Linked DNA regions of Homo sapiens: region 2 is linked to region 1. Evidence: chromatin loops called from intact Hi-C (ENCODE). Cell type or tissue: natural killer cell. All regions are shown on one strand. Each heading gives the region's core, and the rest is flanking DNA. Links, peaks and the distances in the headings are about the cores only.

Region 1 (8,690 bases), core at 1,293-6,292:
GTGGTCTCGCTGGCTCAGGAGTGAAGCTGCAGACCTTCGCGGTGAGTGTGACAGCTCATAAAGGCAGTGTGGACCCAAAGAGGGAGCAGCAGCTGGATTTATTGCAAAGAGTGAAAGAACAAAGAGTCCACAGTGTGGAAGGCAACCCCAGCGGGTTGCCACTGCTGGCTCGGGCAGCCTGCTTTTATTCTCTTATCTGGCCCCACCCACATCCTGCTGATTGGTCCATTTTACAGAGAGCGGAGTGGTCTGTTTTGACAGGGTGCTGATTGGTGCGTTTACAATCCCTGAGCTAGACACAAAGGTTCTCCACGTCCCCACTAGATTAGCTAGATACAGAGTGTGGACAAAAAGGTTCTCCAAGTCCCCACCAGAGTAGCTAGATACAGAGTGTGGATTGGTGCATTCACAAACCCTGAGCTAGACACAGGGTGCTGATTGGTGTGTTTACAAACCTTGAGCTAGATACAGAGTGCTGATTGGTGTATTTACAATCCCTTAGCTAGACATAAAGGTTCTCCAAGTCCCCACCAGAGTCAGGAGCCTAGCTGGCTTCACCCAGTGGATCCTGCAGTGGGGGGCTGCAGGTGGAGCTGCCTGCCCGTCCCGCAACGTGCGCCCGCACTCCTCAGCCCTTGGGTGGTTGATGGGACTGGGTGCCATAGAGCAGGGGGCTGCGCTCCTCGGGGAGGCTCGGTCCGCACAGGAGCCCACGGAGCTTGGGGAGGCTCAGGCATGGCGGGCTGCAGGTCCCAAGCCCTGCCTGGTGGGAAGGCAGCTAAGGCCCTGCGAGAAATTGAGCACAGCAGCTGCTGGCCCAGGTGCTAAGCCCCTCACTGCCCGGGCCGGTGGGTCCGGCTGGCGGCTCCGAGTGCGGGGTCCGCCTAGCCCACGCCCACCCGGAACTCGCGCTGGCCCGCAAGCACCACGCGCAGCCCTGGTTCCCGCCCGCGCCTCTCCCTCCACACCTCCCTGCAAGCTGAGGGAGCCGGCTCCGGCCTTGGCCAGCCCAGAAAGGGGCTCCCACAGTGCAGCAGCGGGCTGAAGGGCTCCTCAAGTGCCGCCAAAGTGGGAGCCCAGGCAGAGGAGGCGCAGAGAGCAAGCGATGGCTGTGAGGACTGCCAGCACGCTGTCACCTCTCACTTTTTGGAAGGAATTATGTAGATTTTTAACTTCTAAAGTCAACCTATAAAAAAAGTAGAAAATAGTTTTTTATGATGGCAGTACACAATACAAATATTAACCATTTTGTTAGTTGTAAAGTATAGCTGACAAAAATGTAAGAGAGAAGAAAAGTGCAGGAATGGGAAGGGGAGCCACTACATTTTATAGAACAGAAAGCCAGAGATATGCTATTAAAAATCAATAGAAATTTGAGTACTTATTTAAAAATATAAAAGTTTAGTTCCAAAAGAGGAAATAAAATATATGATTACTGTTTTAAACATTGGGAAGAGGAGGGTAATATGAGACGTGCTCATTTTTATACTGTGAAATTAACGCTATTGATTAAAGTTGGTAAACCAAGAAGAGCAATATAGAGTGCAATGGAAGTAAACACCAAGTGATCTCATACCAGATGAAACAAGGAAGTTTTTCTCTGCAGAAGAACTGGAGCTGAGCAAGAAGGGGAGGGAGGAAAGGCTATTGCTTTTCAATGGAAATTATTTTATACAATGTGATTTATTACCACATGCACAAATTATTTGCTTTAAACAAGAGATGATGTATAGGGTAGTACCAGGACTCCTACTGGACAACCTGGTATGACCCTTTTTTTGGGTAGCACCCAGCTTCAGTTATACAAGCAAACCAGCGAACTGCAAAACCTTCATCCATACAAACCACATTACAACGTGGTGTTTTGTTGGAACCTCACTTGTGAGATAGTCAAAGGAGCAACCCTCTTAGGTCTTTGATTTGTAGGAAAGGCATTAAAAAAAGAACTTCCTTTGTTTCCCTGGGATTAAAGATTAGGAAGATTTCAGTTGCAAAAAAAAAAAAAAAAAAAAAAGAAATTGGCTGAAAGAGGTGTCCAATTGTCTCTGGTTGCAAAGTATTGGCAATCAGTGGAAATCCTCTGTGTGTTTCCTGTGTTTAGCATTTATATAACATGTTTCAAGTTTAAAAGCCCTTTACTGTCATTAGCTAATTATCTCCCAAGGGCTGCAGGGTAGTTAGAGGAAATGTTGGAATCAAGCCAGTTTTTAGAGCTGTAAGTTGTATACACACATACAACTGTGGCAGCCCTGATTCAGGGTGTAGTTGTTACACCATTTCCCACACATAGATCAATCAGTTAGTGTGTGGTTATTCAATCTCTGAAGTTCTTTTTCTAGACTTGACATTTTCTTCTCAAGAGGTACAAGTTACTGAAACAGAAGAGCACTTATTCTAATAGCACCTCTCCTAAGTGTCTTGAAAATAAACATTGTTGATAGTTTTAGGTTCATCATCAAATCAGAATCCCTGAAGTGAGGCCTGAGTTTGGCGATGGAGATGTGCCCTGGGTGATTCCAATGAAGAGCCACTATCAAGAACCACGGACTTAAATGGCCAATAGAGGTTCCCCACACCCACCATCAATAACTATATCTCCAAAAAGAATGAAACACAATATGTGGCTACAGAGAACTTTTCATAAACGCTACCCATTAATAAATATTAAATCTTGTTTTGTGCCAAATATATATTTTACATTATCAAAGTGCTCAAGAAATTTGGAGGATACAGAAAAATAAAAATGCATGTATATCTAAAAAGTCATCACAAAGAGAATCACTGTTCATGTTTCTTCTTTCCATTTTATTTCAATGCTTTGTCTTTTCTTTTTCTTTTCTTTTCTTTCTTTTTTTTTTTTTTGAGACAGGGTCTCACTCTGTTATCCAGGCTGGAGTGCAGCTGCGCATTCACAGTTCACTACAACCTCGAGCTCACAGACTCAAGCGATCCTCCCGCCTTAGCTTCCCAAGTAGGATAGCTGGGCACACACCATCATGCCAGGTTTGCTTTGTCTTTTAAGAAAATTTATTGACATAGCAGTTATCAGATTTCATATTGGCTCCATACACCAATAGACCTAAGCAGTTTTGTATCTTGCTTTTCAAATTTGCCATTATAATAAGCATTTTTCACTGTTTCATGCTTTAAAAGTCATCTCTGAAAATGAAATGAGGCAAACAGGAACATTTCTATCCGTGATTACACCAAAATAGAAATACAGGTACTTGCAGAGCACAGGCCAACAATATTCTCTGCTTTGGTGTCCATTTAGAATCCTTCAGATCAGCAGGAACTAGAACTTGAACTCAATTTCTGTAGCCACATTCTGACTACATTTGGTGTGTGATGCCCTCTACTGGCTATTCTAGGATGGTGCCTTTTCCGTTTGTAAACTGTGTAAGGACTCTAAAGAAGGGGGTTTAGATTGTGTCCATGCATGTTTGAATGTTCTGTGTCTGTATTTTTATTTATAGGTGTTGCCTTCATGTAGAATTGAAGCTATATGAATACAGGAGCCGGCTGTGTGTCTGTTTCCTTTTTTTTCATTCAAGAAACATTTTAAAAAATCTAACACATGCCAGGTATGGTGCTAGGAGGCTGGAGACACAAAGATGAAATCTCCACCTTCAAGTGGCTCATTATCTTAACTACTGGGAGAGACACAGTCAGGCAGGGGAACCTACTCAACATGCCTTGAGTATTCCAGCAGAAGAACTTGATTCTCTGTAGACCATGGTCTTTCTCCATCTAGAGAAATCATCCTCTCCAGTAAAGTGTCCAGATTTTGGAAAAACACATGTGGCAGAGCCAGGAAGAAATGGGACACCATCTTAACAGGGCAGATCCAGCAAATCAGTTCTGGCAATCAGTGGGGTTGACATGTCACAGCCAGCTTGCTGTCAATATACTTGGTAAATTAAAATTTATGATGGAGTGTAACACAAAAGTAAGATAAAATGAATGGCAATAATTCAGAGTTGTAACTGAGTTCCTATAAGGGAATATACTTCATTTTCCAGAAAAGTGTACTTTATATAATATGTAACCAATGAAGGAAGGTATCAATTACATTTTGAAAGCACTTTGTATTTGGAACTTTACCTTGCTTTCTGGGAAAAGAAATTCATATAAAATGAACCAGTTTTTTTTTTTTAATCTGAGGAAGACCTGGAGCATAGGACAAAGCATTTGATCACTTACATAGTTACCTTATATGTATTAATAGTTCTGTTTGACCGCATTATGCACAATTATATAAAAATCCTCTATAGATTAGCAAAGTCTTTTTTTTCAAACCTGAGGACTCTGATGATGGTATTGGCTCTACAAGGTTGGCTCCATACACCAATAGACCTAAGCATGACTAAACAATATTTATCATAAATATGAAGCCAGCAATTGCTGGTTGTATGGTCTTGAGTGAGTTACTTAACTTCTCTTCAGTTTTCCTTGTTTGGGAAAGGGTATAACCTACCTTATTGTAAAGAAATGGGCTTGTAAAGTATCCATCAGAATTCCTCAGTAGAGCACAGTAGGTACATCAAAATGACAGAGATGCAAGCTTAAGCCCTGGAGCCAGGCTGACTGGGTTTGAATCTTGGTGCTACACTTCATTAGCTTTGTGACTTTGAACAAATCTTTACTTTTCTGGGTCAGTTTCCTCATTGATAAATTAAGGATGATTATAATACCTACAATCATAGCATTGTTGAGCAGATAAAATGAGTTAACACCTGTAAAGTGCTTCGGAACATTTATGAACATATAGGCCTTAATAAAGGTTAATTGTAATTTATATTGCTATTCCTTTCAGCTTTTAGAGACACTTGCATCTTTTTGTAGTTCTATATTAAAACCAGGGAGAGACATCTTCCCGTGTATAAAATAACATTTCATTCAATGCTGTCATACCAGCTGTTTTCAGCAGTTTTCCACTATTGTGGCCCTGTAACTAGCTCTTCTTTGATATGACCTCAGATCCTCAGTAGAAATTACTTTAAGTTTGGCTGCTTGGCTGTACCATAGTAATTGTAATTGTTAGCTCTTGACTTCCTTCTCTAAGCCTCTATGGATTCCCTAAAGAACATGGAGGAAGATGGCCGGGCGCGGTGGCTCAAGCCCGTAATCTCAGCACTTTAGGAGGCCGAGGCGGGAGGATCATGAGGTCAGGAGATCGAGACCATCCTGGCTAACACAGTGAAACCTCGTCCCTACGAATAATACAAAAAATTAGCTGGGCGTGGCGGCGGGCGCCTGTAGTCCCAGCTACTCGGGGAGGGGGCTGAGGCAGGAGACTGGCGTGAACCCGGGAGGCTGAGCTTGCAGTGAGCGGAGAGCGCGCCACGCACTCCAGCTTGGGCTGCAGAGAAAAACAAACAAACAAACAAAACAAAACAAGAACAAAAAAAGAACACGGAGGAAGAATTATTTGGCGGCAAATTAGGAAAGCATCGTGTAATCAAGACTCTCCTTTGCAATGCTATTGTCACCTTCTCTCCAAAGTAATTGTACAACAGTGATTTTCTGCAGAAGAAGCTCTGAGACCTCATTTCAGTCTAAGTTTTTTCATCATTTGGTTGATGCTCCTCCCCTTCAACATACATAGTGACAATGTGCTATGTACAGGCCATACAAAGGGTTGCAAAGAAGGGTCTCCACACTCAAAGAGTGTGAACAAGAAGCAAGGCAAGGATATAACTAATTCACTCACTAATTATAGCAAAAATCCAGCTGTGATAACCACTTATAAGGTTACAGAGAGTGAAGGGGATTCTGATTAAGAACTTCGGGAGAGGTTTACAAAGAAGCAACATTTATACTGAGCCTGAAGAATGGCAAAGGAAGAGAGGAAACATGATAGAGGCAGAGAGTTCAACATGAGCAAAGTCCGGGAAAGTGAAAATACACAGCTTGTTCGGGGAACAGCAGATGGGCCTGTGTTGTTAGAGCAGAAGGAATGTAGGCAGGTGGTTAGGAGATGAGGAACAAAGGTCCCTGGCTCCTCAGGGAGTCCACTCACTTAGTTCTTCTCAGGTTCCAGGGTGGGGCTTCTCTGACAACTCCCTCAGGATCAGGTCCTAGGTGTAACCTCACATTTCCTCCTTCTCCCAGAAGTCTTCTCTTGACTTCAGCCCTATATCCTTTTACATCTTCACATAAAAAGCCCTATTCTTTTTTATTTTACTTCGGACTTTGCCGGTCTGGCATTATTTACCTGCCATCTGTTGTAAAATATATGGAAGATGAAATGGCATGAGACTTTGTACAAAGCATTGGCCCTTTAAGATAAAAATCTGCGCCTAACAAAGTAAGAACAGGACAGGCAGCCTAGCTAGACTGTGGGGGGTAGGGGGTGGGAGAGAGATAACTGTGAAGTGAGAAAATGATGCTTGGTACATAGTTGGTGTTCAGTCAATATTCGTTTAATAAATGAATTAGGAGACAGCTGGATAGTCTCATGTATTGTGAGATATCTCTGCGGTATGGCCATCTGCCTCTGGAACAGCACCTCCTATTTGGGAAAGAGGAGGGAAACAGGAAGGAAAGGGAGAAAATATATGTGTATTGTGGCTTTCCATGCATTTGTGCCAAGGTCAGGTTTGTTTCTAAGTTAGGAATTCCTTGTCTGGCAGTCTTCTCTTTTAGGGAAGAGGGGCGTGTGTGTGTATGTGTGTGTGCACACACATACACACATGACACACAAATACAATGACCCAATATTTATTCCCTTCTAGTCATGCCAACACCTAAAGACCTCAGGCTACAAAATCATTTCTTTGCCAGAGGAAAACGGGGGGAAAATTATAAGAAAAAAAAGCTAAAAACATTCAGTGAGAACTCAGTTTTCTTGGTAAACATATATATTTGGCACTTAAGATGCAAAGAAGTCTTGATTCTAATCCCAAAGAGCTTTTAATGTGGGAAGACATAAAGCCAGGGTATTTAATGCATGGGAGATAGTGCAGTCACAGAACCCAAGGCCTTCCTACTCCACGTGTGGCTCCACCAGCGGCAGCATCTCCTGGAAGTTTGTTAGAAATACAGACTGTCCAGTTCCACCCAAGACTGACTGAATGTGATTTTTGTCTTAACAAGTCCCTAGGTGAATCATTTGCATGCTAAATATTTGAGAAGTACTGACCCAGGGGGTGGGGTTGGGATCTGGGACTGATTCTTACAGGAAATAAATCCTGAGCTGTGTTTTGAAGATGAGTACGGTTAACCAGGTGGTGTTCCAAGCAGAGGAAACAACATAAGCAAAAGTTCAGTGGTATGAAAAAGCACAGGGGTGTTTTGGGAACCTGTCGCCTAAAATTGGTAATCAAAAGAGAGAGTGTGGGAGAGAGGAGGCAAGGGAAATGCAGAGAGATGACGCAGTTCAGGCAGTGGCCAGATCCTGCTGCATGTGTTCTAGGGTAAGGAGATTTGACTACACCTAATCCTTGACAGAGACGCATGATGACATGTTGAGATTTGCATTTAGATCACTGCAACCCTGAGGAGGCTGAAAGACAGAGAGATTAATTAGGAAGCTGAGGCAATAGTTTTGGAGAGAGATAATGAGAGTCTAAACTTAGGTTGTGGCAGTGGGGATGAAGAGGAGGGGGCAGGTTTAAGATATTTTAGGCACTAATAAACAGATGAAAGACTTCAGAATGGATTGGAGGTGGGAGGATGAGGGAGGGCTGAGTTTTGACTAGATGACTCGTAAGCTGGGATTAGTGTGTGGCTGTTCATGATGCCACTAACAGAGATGAAAGGATACAGGAGGACGAACAGGTTTGAAATTATGAGTTCAGTTTTCAAAATGTTCAGCTTAGGTGAATATAAAACATGTATAGATGGTCTCTGACTTACTATGGTTTGACTTTATAGCTGTGTGAAAGTGACGTGCATTTAGTAGAAACTATAATCCAATTTTGAATTTTGATCTTTTTGCAGGCTAGTGACATGAAGTAGGATACTCTTTTCCAAGGCTGGGCAGCGTCTCCCAGTCAGCGATGTAATCACAAGGGTAAACAACTGATATTCTACAATGTACTGTGCTGCCAGATGACTTTGCCCAACTGTAGGCTAATGTAAATGTTCTAAGCACATTTAAGGTAGGTTAGGTGAAGTTATGATGTTCAATAGGTTAGGCATATTAAATGCATTTTTGACTTGTGATATTTTCAGTTTATGAAGGGCTTATTGGGATGTAACCTCAAGTAAGTGGAGAAGTATCTGCATAGAAGGGAAAAAAGGAGGAAACAAGAAAAGGGTGGAGAACAGGGTGAATCAATCAGGATGGAGGAGGAAAAAATGCTCTGCCCATTTCCGGGGCAACAGTAATACACATAGTGTATCTGTGAGCTTTTCTTGTAGTTGTATTTCCAGAGGTTGCCTCCTTGAAACTTGGTTCCAGCAACTGGGTGGACCCTGAAAAAAGGTAAATAATTTGATTCATGGTTTCCTATCTGGTGATCAACTCATTGTTGCCACCGTTTGCTCTATGAAAAAAAAAAAGTTTTTTAATCTGTGGTTCAAACTGCTCCAATGTCAGTTTGTCTTTTTCCAGATTCCTGAATGTTTGAATAACTTTGTCCATGTCTCAAACACTGTTTCCAAAGTGGCAATAATACAATCCAGTATGTGTGTGTGTGTTTCTATAGGTCATCCTTCAAGCTCTGGATGACTCTTCTGCCACA
Region 2 (8,690 bases), core at 1,812-6,811, 500 kb before region 1:
AAACAAATTTACGAGAAAACAAACAACCCCATTAAGAAGTGGGTAAAGGACATAAACAGACACTTCTCAAAAGAAGACCACATGCAGCCAAAAAGCATATGAAAAAAAATTCAGCATCACTAATCATTAGAGAAATGAAAATCAAACTATGAGATACCATCTCACATCAATCAGAATGGCCATTATTAAACAGTCAAAAAAACAATAGATGCTGGTGAGGTTGTGGAGGAAATAAATGCTTTTACACTGTTGGTGGAAGTGTAAATTAGTTCAACCATTATGGAAGACAGTGTGGTGATTCCTCAAAGACCTAGTGGCAGAAATACCTTTTGAACCAGCAATCCCATTGCTGGGTATATACCTAAAGGAATATAAATCAATATATTATAAAGATACATGCGCATGTATGTTCATTGCAGCACTATTCACAATAACAAAGACATGGAATCAACCTAAATCCCCATCAATGATAGACTAGATCAAGAAAATGTGGTACATATACACCATAGAATACTATGCAGCCATAGAAAAAATGAGATCATGTCTTTTGCAGGAACATGGATGGAGCTGGACACCATTATCTTCAGCAACCGAACACAGGAACAGAAAATCAAATATCACGTGTTCTCACTTATAAGTGGGAGCTGAATAAGGAGAACATATGGACATATTGAGGGGATATGGCTATGCATATGGACACACTGGGGCCTGTTGCACGGTAGGTGGTGGGAGGAGGGAGAGCATCAGGAAAAATAGCTAATGGATGCTGGGCTTAATACCTAGGTGATTGGGTTATCTGTGCACCAAACCACCATGGCACACATTTACCTGTGTAACAAACCTGTGCAATCTGCATATGTCCCCTAAACTTAATATAAAAGTTGGAAATCAAAAAATAAATAAATAAAAAGTAACATTTAAAAAGATTTAGAAGATATTCAGAAACTCAAGAAAATTTTTTAACTAAAATGGATCTCTAGAAAAAAGAATGAAGTTCTGACACATGATACAACATGGATGAATCCTGAAGACATTGTACTAAGTGGAATAAGCAAAGAATAAAAGGATAAATATTGTATAATTCCACTTACATGGCATACCTTTATTAGTCAAATTCACAGGGACAGAAGATGGAGTGGTAGTTCCCAGGGGTTAGAAAGAAGGTGGAATGGGTGTCATTGTTTAATGGGCATGAAGTTTCAGTTTTAGAAAATAAAAATGTTCTGGAGATGGATGGTGGTAATATATGCACAACAATGTGAATATACATAAATATATTAGTAATTATATTAAATATTAGTCCATTTTATGCTGCTGATAAAGACATACCCAAGACTGGGTGATTTACAAAAGAAAGAGATTTAATGACTCACAGTTCCACGTGGCTGAAGAAGCCTCACAATCATGGCAGAAGGAGAAAGGCAAGTCTCACCTGGTGGCAGACAAGAAAAGAGAATGAGCGCCAAGTGAAAGGGGTTTCCCCTTATAAAACCATCAGATCTCATGAGACTTATTCACTACCATGAGAACAGTATGGGGGAACATGTCCCTATGATAAAATTATCTCCGGGTCCCTCTCACAAAACCAGAGAATAATAGGAGCCACAGTTGAAGATGAGATTTGAGTGGGGACACTGCCAAACCATATCATTCTGCCCTGGCCCCTCCCAAATCTCATTTCCTCACATTTCAAAACTAATCATGGCTTCCCAAAAGTTCCCCAAAGTCTTAACTCATTTAGCATTAACTCAAAAGTCCATAGTTCAAAGTCTCACCTAAGACAAGGTAAGTCCCTTCCACCTATGAGCCTGTAAAATCAAAAGCAAGTTAGTTACTTCTTAGATACAATGGGGGTACAGGTATTGGGTAAATACGCCTATTCCAAATGGAAGAAATTGGCCAAAACAAAGGGGCTACAAGTTCCATGTAAGTCTAAAATCCAGCAGGGCAGTCAAATCTTAAAACTCGAGAATGATCTCCCTTGACTCCATGTCTCACATCCAAGTCATGCTGATGCAAGATGGATTTCCATGGTCTTGGGCAGCTCCACCCCTGTGGCTTTGCATGGTACAGCCTCCCTACTGGCTGCTTTCACAGGCTGGCATTGACTTCTGCAGGTTTTCCAGGTGCATGGTGCAAGATATCAGTGGATCTACTATTCTGGGGTCTGGAGGATGGTGGCCCTCTTCTCACATCTCCACTAGGCAGTGTCCCAGCAGGGATTCTGTGTGGGGGCTCTGATCCCACATTTCCCTTCCACACTGCCCTAGCAGAGGTTCTCCATGAGGGCCCCGCCCCTGCAGGAAACTTCTGCCTGGACATCTAGGCATTTCCATACATCCTCTGAAACCTAGGCGGAGGTTCCCAAACCCCAATTCTTGACTTCTGTGCACTGGCACGCTCAACACCACATGGAAGCTGCCAAGGCTTGGGGCTTGCATCCTCTGAAGCCATGGACTGAGCTGTACCTTGGCTCCTTTTAGTCACAGCTGGAGCAGCTGGGATGCAGGGCATCAAGTCCCTAGACTGCACACAGCAGAGGGACCCTGGGCCTGGCCCAAGAAACCACTTTTACCTTTTAGGCTTCCAGGCCTGTGATGGAAGGAGCTGCCGTGAAAACCTCTAACATGCCCTGGAGACATTTTTCCCATTGTCTTGGGGATTAACATTCAGCTCCTCATTACATATGCAAATTTCTGCAGCCAGCTTGAATTTCTCCTCAGAAAATGGGATTTTCCTTTCTATCACATTGTCAGGCTGCAAATTTTCTGAACTTTTATACTGTTTCCCTTTTAAAACTGTATGCCTTTAACAGCACTCAAGTCACCTCTTGAGTGCTTTGCTGCTTAGAAATTTCTTCTGCCAGATACCTAAATCATCTCTCTTAAGTTCAAAGTTCCAAAAATCTCTAGAGCAGGGGCAAAATGCCACCAGTCTCTTTGCTAAAACAAGAGTCACCTTTGCTCCAGTTCCCAACAAGTTCTTCATCTCCATCAGAGACCATATTAACCTGGATTTCATTGTCCATGTCATTATCAGCATTTTGCACAAAGCCATTCAACAAGTCTCTAGGAAGTTCCAAACTTTCCCACATTTTTCTGTCTTATTCTGAGCCCTCCAAACTGTTCCAACCTCTGCGTGTTACCCAGTTCCAAAGTCACTTTCACATTTTTGGGTATCTTTTCAGCAGCGCCCACTCTACTGGTACCAATTTACTGTAGGAGTCCATTGTCCTGCTGCTGATAAAGACATACCCAAGACCGGGCACAGTCGTGGTGGAAGGCAAAAGTCACATCTCACCTGGTGGCAGACAAGAGAATAGAATGAGAGGCAAGCAAAAGATTTCCCCTTATAAAACCATTAGATATCATGATACTCATTCAGTACCATGAGAACAGTATAGAGGAAACTGCTCCCATTAATCAATTACCTCCCACTTGGTCCCTCCCACAACATAAGGGAATTAGGGGAGCTAGCATTCAAGATGATATTTGGGTGGGGACACAGCCAAACCATATCAAAATATAAATGGATTAAGTGTCCCAAATGAAAAACAAAGATTATCATACTGGATAATATTACAAACCTATCTATATTCTGCTTACAAGAGACACACTGTAAAATATTAGAATGAAATGTTGAAATTAAAATAATAGAAAAATGATATACCATAAAAATTTTAACCAAAAAAAACTGGTACAGGTATATTAATATTAGAAACTAGGCTTTGAAACAGAGAGCATTTTTTAAAGATAAAGAGGCTATATATGCCGAACATGATGGAACACTATAGAGCAATTAAAATGGAAGAACTGTAGCTCATCACAACATAGATGAATCTCTCAAACATAATGATGTACGAAAGAAACCAAATGCTAAAGAATACATACTGTGTGGTTCCATTCGTATAAAGATTAAAAGCTGCCAAAATGGCACAAGAAGTCAGAATAATGTGTTCCGGGATTTTGTGCAGGGTCTTTAGTTGTAGCTGACTTCTTGTCTTTAGTTTCTCAGAGGAGTATGTTACCAAGTATTTCTGGTGTTGAAGCTTTGGTATGTGATTCAGTAGGTGGCACTGATAGTTTATTGAGCTGAACACATAATTTATTCATTTTCTGGATTGACATATTTAATTCTAATTTTTTCCATTTTAAAAATAGGAATATAAAAAAGCAGGTCTTTATTTTGTTTATTATGCTTCCACAGTGGAAAGTAGGAGTTGGTAAAAATTATTTTGAGTTGACAAAGTGTGATGATGATATGTAGCACCTGCTGTGATAATCTTAGAAACCTATTAGTAAATGAGCATATTACGGACATCTAAGTTAGATGTTTAGGAAGTGCCTCTTTCATCAACATCACAAATCACTATCAGATAGTGTTACTTTTCTAATTATATTATTGGCTTCTGATATATATTAATATAAGTTGCTTCACCTCAATATGACAATTGAATGATTTATGAAATTATTGAGATTTTATTAATAAATATATATCTCCAAGTAATATCTCTCCAAGGTCATAATTTTGTCAACATACATAATCAGGCATTTCTTATATTTCTGCTTGTAATAATCATACATTGGGACAAAATGAAAAGGAAACAAGCCTTGAGTTCTATACAGACTCTAGTACAAGGAAGAAACAGTAACAATCTCCAACCACTCGGTGATGATAAGGATGTCTTGATGTCTTGATTCCTACTGCTGGTAAGCACATAAAGCAGATAAATTCATGATAAATAAGGTTCCCACTTCTAATGAGTTTCTTGTGGGAGGAAGAAAGCAGTGAGAAACAATCCTTTATTTTTGATGTAACTCTAGAAGAGGAATCTGTGAGAAACAGAATTTCTATAAGTAGATGAACTCTGGCCACAAGAGGGCGATACGAGGCTTGAAGCACACTGATTCCAAGGCTGTGAGATCTATGGCCACACAGTCAGTACTACAATAGAAATCACTAACATCACCTTAATCACTAGCTGCATCCATTCCAAATCCTGTGCAATGTTCTGCCCTTGTCCAAGAAGGATAAAAGGGGTACTCAGTGGCAGTTCTTTTTCCTGCTTCTTGATTGTACTTAATAATAGATTTCTTCCATGTTCTTAATAATAGAACAGATTTCTTCCAATTCAAACAGCCCATATATTAGGGAAAATTGAATAAGCTCTTTATTCCATCCTCAATTCTCCTAGTAAACTTCATTCTGTTCCTACCAGAATAACATGACAACAGAACTGTTCTAGAACCATTCCAGCCTTTTACGCCATTGAATGCTATCTATATTTATTAGGCTAATACTAATTAGTTGACTAATACTAGTCTAATAGTTAATACTAGTCTAATGCTATTAGACTAATACTAGTACTACTAGACTAATACTAAGACTAATATTCTGCTCTACATCTATATGAAAAATAAAATAAAGGGAGAATGAAAATGAAAGTTGGCAAGGTTCTGTAACAATTACATACATCTCTAAGAAGTACAACTATATTATGTCTGTAATAATATTTAATGGCAGCTTTTTATTTTATAAATTTATAAATGTTCTCTATAAAATACTTATTTAGGTTGGAATGGATTGACTTTTCAAAGTTAACTAGAAGTCAACAAAAAGGAAGTATATATAATGACAAGGTAGATGATGAAAACCCTTTGACCGCATATTTAACCACACATCTGAAGACACTTTAAGATAAAGCCATCAGCAAGAGTTGCCCATTTTCACTGCTATGGCAAAAAGAGGCTAATTGATGTCAATGGTTTATAACTTAGCCACAGATGCAAGATATTTTCCTTTTCACCTGAGCTATAGCATAAAATTTAATGACTTCTTCCTTTAGTGCCTTCATATAATACTACTACTTAATTGTTTACTTCTGGGGGAAGTTGGGTTACCGTAAGATATTTTATACATAAAATTTTATATTTTACATCTTAAAGTCACACTGAAAAACAAAGAAGTTAAAACTATCTAAGACTATTTTCTTAAGTCAGCATGTTGCCTGTGGTGGTTTGGAAAGTATGTCCACAAATTATTTGACTCTCCTCCCTTTAAGAGGTATAGCCTAATTCCCCTCCCCTTGAGTATAGGTTGGTTTTAATGACTAATTCCTAACAATTTGAATACACTGAAAGTAACAATATTCACTTCTAAGACTAGGTTATTACAAATCTACAGCTTTTACCCTTGGAATCTGCTTTCTTTGTCCCTGGGGGAAGCCATGTCATGAGCCTTATGGAGAGGCTGATGTGAAGAGGAACTGAAGCCTCCTGCCAACAGCCATAGCTGTCAGTCAAGCAGCTCCTCCAGACTCAGTTAAGACTCAGATGGCAACAGCCCTGGAAGATACCTTGACTGAAGCCACATGAGAAACCTTGAACCACAACTATCCACCTAAGCCTCTCTCATATTCCTGACCCGCAGAAACTATGAGACAATAAATATTTATTGTTTTCAGCTTATATATTTTAGATAATTTTTACACAGCAATAAATGAGGAACATATTGACATATGCTGAATTGGATGGACACATTTCACAGAAGCTTAAGCAAACAACAGACTGGGCCCCTCTTGTTTTTTCAGATGTTTAACAAAAAGATGTTACAAAAATAGACTACATGCTTTTTCTAGTACTACTGCTGTCGCTCTATGACTGTTCATGGCTAACAAAACAAAAGGTACAATTTAATTCGAAAGTTCTCTTAGCTTAACTTTATTTTTTTATCCATATAATAAATTAAGATTCTTCAAGGACTATGAGGGCAACAAATCCCACAGAGGAACACAGAGTTCACCTTCCTATCTAATAGACTGACAAAAATTTATGATTCTAGGTCATTTTAACAGCCCATGTGGGGAGACGGTACTGCCAGACATGGAGCATGATAGAACTGACGACTAGTGCTTATAAATCCTTTTGTTTTAAGAGTGGTTTTTAAATCATTTTTACTAGTTTTCATCTTTATTAGTTAAGATAATTGGTGTTTTTCCCATTTTACTGATAAAGAGCCTGGGAAAGAGGAATACTACATTCCTAAGCCAATCAAATATCATGAGAGTCTAAGTAGAAATCCATATCTCTTTAATTTAGATTAATAAGCATTTATTGAGTTTCCACAATATTCTAGACACTGTGCTAGGCACAGGAGGTACAAATAAAAATAAATATATCTCATTTTCTCCAGAAGCTTAAAATCTAGTAAATTTAAAAGCAAATGGTAAGAGCTATGATAGTAGCAATATATAAAGTACAGTGGAAGCAACGAGGAGGAGCACTTATCATATTCTCTTATGATCAGGGGATGATACCTGGGCTTCAGTTTCTAATGATGAATAAGGATACTTATTTTTCCTATTTCTTTTGTATGCCAAGGAACTCTAAATTACCTGTATCCTAATTCTCATTTGTTTATGAGAACCTTTTCGATTGATCTATTTTGTTGTATGATAGGATTTCAAAGAGGAATTTTTGTCTCACACATCAAGATACAGTAGATACTGAATCCCAAAGTGATTGTCAGACTCTATATAAATTTTCAAATAAAATTATGAGAACCAGTTTTGATACATTTAAAACCTGTCATCCACATCGAAGACATAAAAGGTTGAGAACAGACACAGAGGGTAGAATTACAAACTTACCTCTTGAAAAGAGCTTTGTCCTTCAATTAGGTCTAGGAAGTGTTTCAGGAGACCCTTGAAGACCTTAATCAGTGCTGCCTGCAGTTAGGGAGCACACTGGACTGGTGTGGAACACAAATCTGAGCTCTCTGTGGCAGGATGCTGTGACTGTTTGCCTGAGGGATCCAGAGAGAGACATCCAAGACATTTGCTGGTTTTACAGGAAATGGGATCTGGGAGGATCTCTACCTGGAATCATTATGGCAGTGAGCCTGCCAGGTTAACCAGAGCTTTGGGTAGATGGCAGGAGGATTCTAGCAGAGTCTGGGCTTGGCATGGGCTGTGTAAAATCCAGAAGCTAAGTGGGGAGTGGTGGTGATCAGTAGAATGAGGACACTGCCAACGCTGTGTCAGGTATGGTCAGAGGGGCCCAGCAGGCGAGCTGTCAGAGAATCCAGACTGGCCGCACAGAGAAAAATTTACCTTTAAACGTCAGTCAGGCTCAGAGAGTAAAATGGCAGAATTAAAGCATCAGTCAAGTAAGAACTTTCTAGTCCCTCTCCTTTCCTTTTGTCCTTCCCTGAGCTCTATACTTGGAGAGACCTGACGGTGCTTACGTGGGAAAAGCAGCCCACTGCTCTCCCTGCCAAGGCAGTTTATAAAGCAGCAAGGGATAGAAGGGGGCAGGAGAGAGGAAGGAAGTTTACCTTTAAATAAAGATTAAAATTTGGACTAGAATTTATAATTTCTGAATCAAATTCTGTTTTACAACTTAAACCAACCATGGGATTTTTTTTGTCAAGTTCCGTTGGGCTTTTATCCAGCAGCAGAAAAAACCTTTACTCCACTAAATACACTTGAAAGTGACATTGGGAGACAAAATTAAAATTGTTTTCCTTATTACATTGCTCAACCCCTATTTAGCCAATATATCAGTTCTATTTACATGAATGGAAATATTATTTAGGTTAGCTTGTGAATAAAAACAGGAATTTAAATGAGATATTTCATTGCTATCATGAAAAAAATATGATTTTAAGTAACAGCCACAGGCCAGGTATGG

Evidence for each region. A loop is a pair of places that touch in the nucleus more often than their neighbours do. Peaks named below come from ENCODE experiments on the same cell type or tissue, not always from the same donor. Only the 100,000 strongest peaks of a DNase experiment are listed, where the experiment ranks them.
Region 2: it touches region 1 in a loop (20-fold over the local background); 25 of 110 quality-filtered maps call a loop at or near these places.

Annotation. Positions count from the first base shown.
Region 1 is chr1:89,984,041-89,992,730 of GRCh38, forward strand. It overlaps LOC105378847 (a long non-coding RNA gene), which reads left to right. Exons shown (of 3, transcript XR_001738142.2): 3 at 1-2,778. It also overlaps the pseudogene RN7SKP272. Among named protein-coding and RNA genes, the nearest start is that of ZNF326, 6.7 kb to the right of the region's middle. In natural killer cell, for the core only: CTCF peaks have their summits at 3,386 (motif pointing left) and 3,589; a DNase peak (open chromatin) is centred at 3,351.
Region 2 is chr1:89,478,564-89,487,253 of GRCh38, forward strand. It overlaps LOC105378844 (a long non-coding RNA gene), which reads right to left and starts at 1,409. Exons shown (of 3, transcript XR_947581.2): 1 at 1,374-1,409. In natural killer cell, for the core only: CTCF peaks have their summits at 4,861 (motif pointing right) and 5,060; a DNase peak (open chromatin) is centred at 4,898; H3K27me3 peaks cover 253 bases.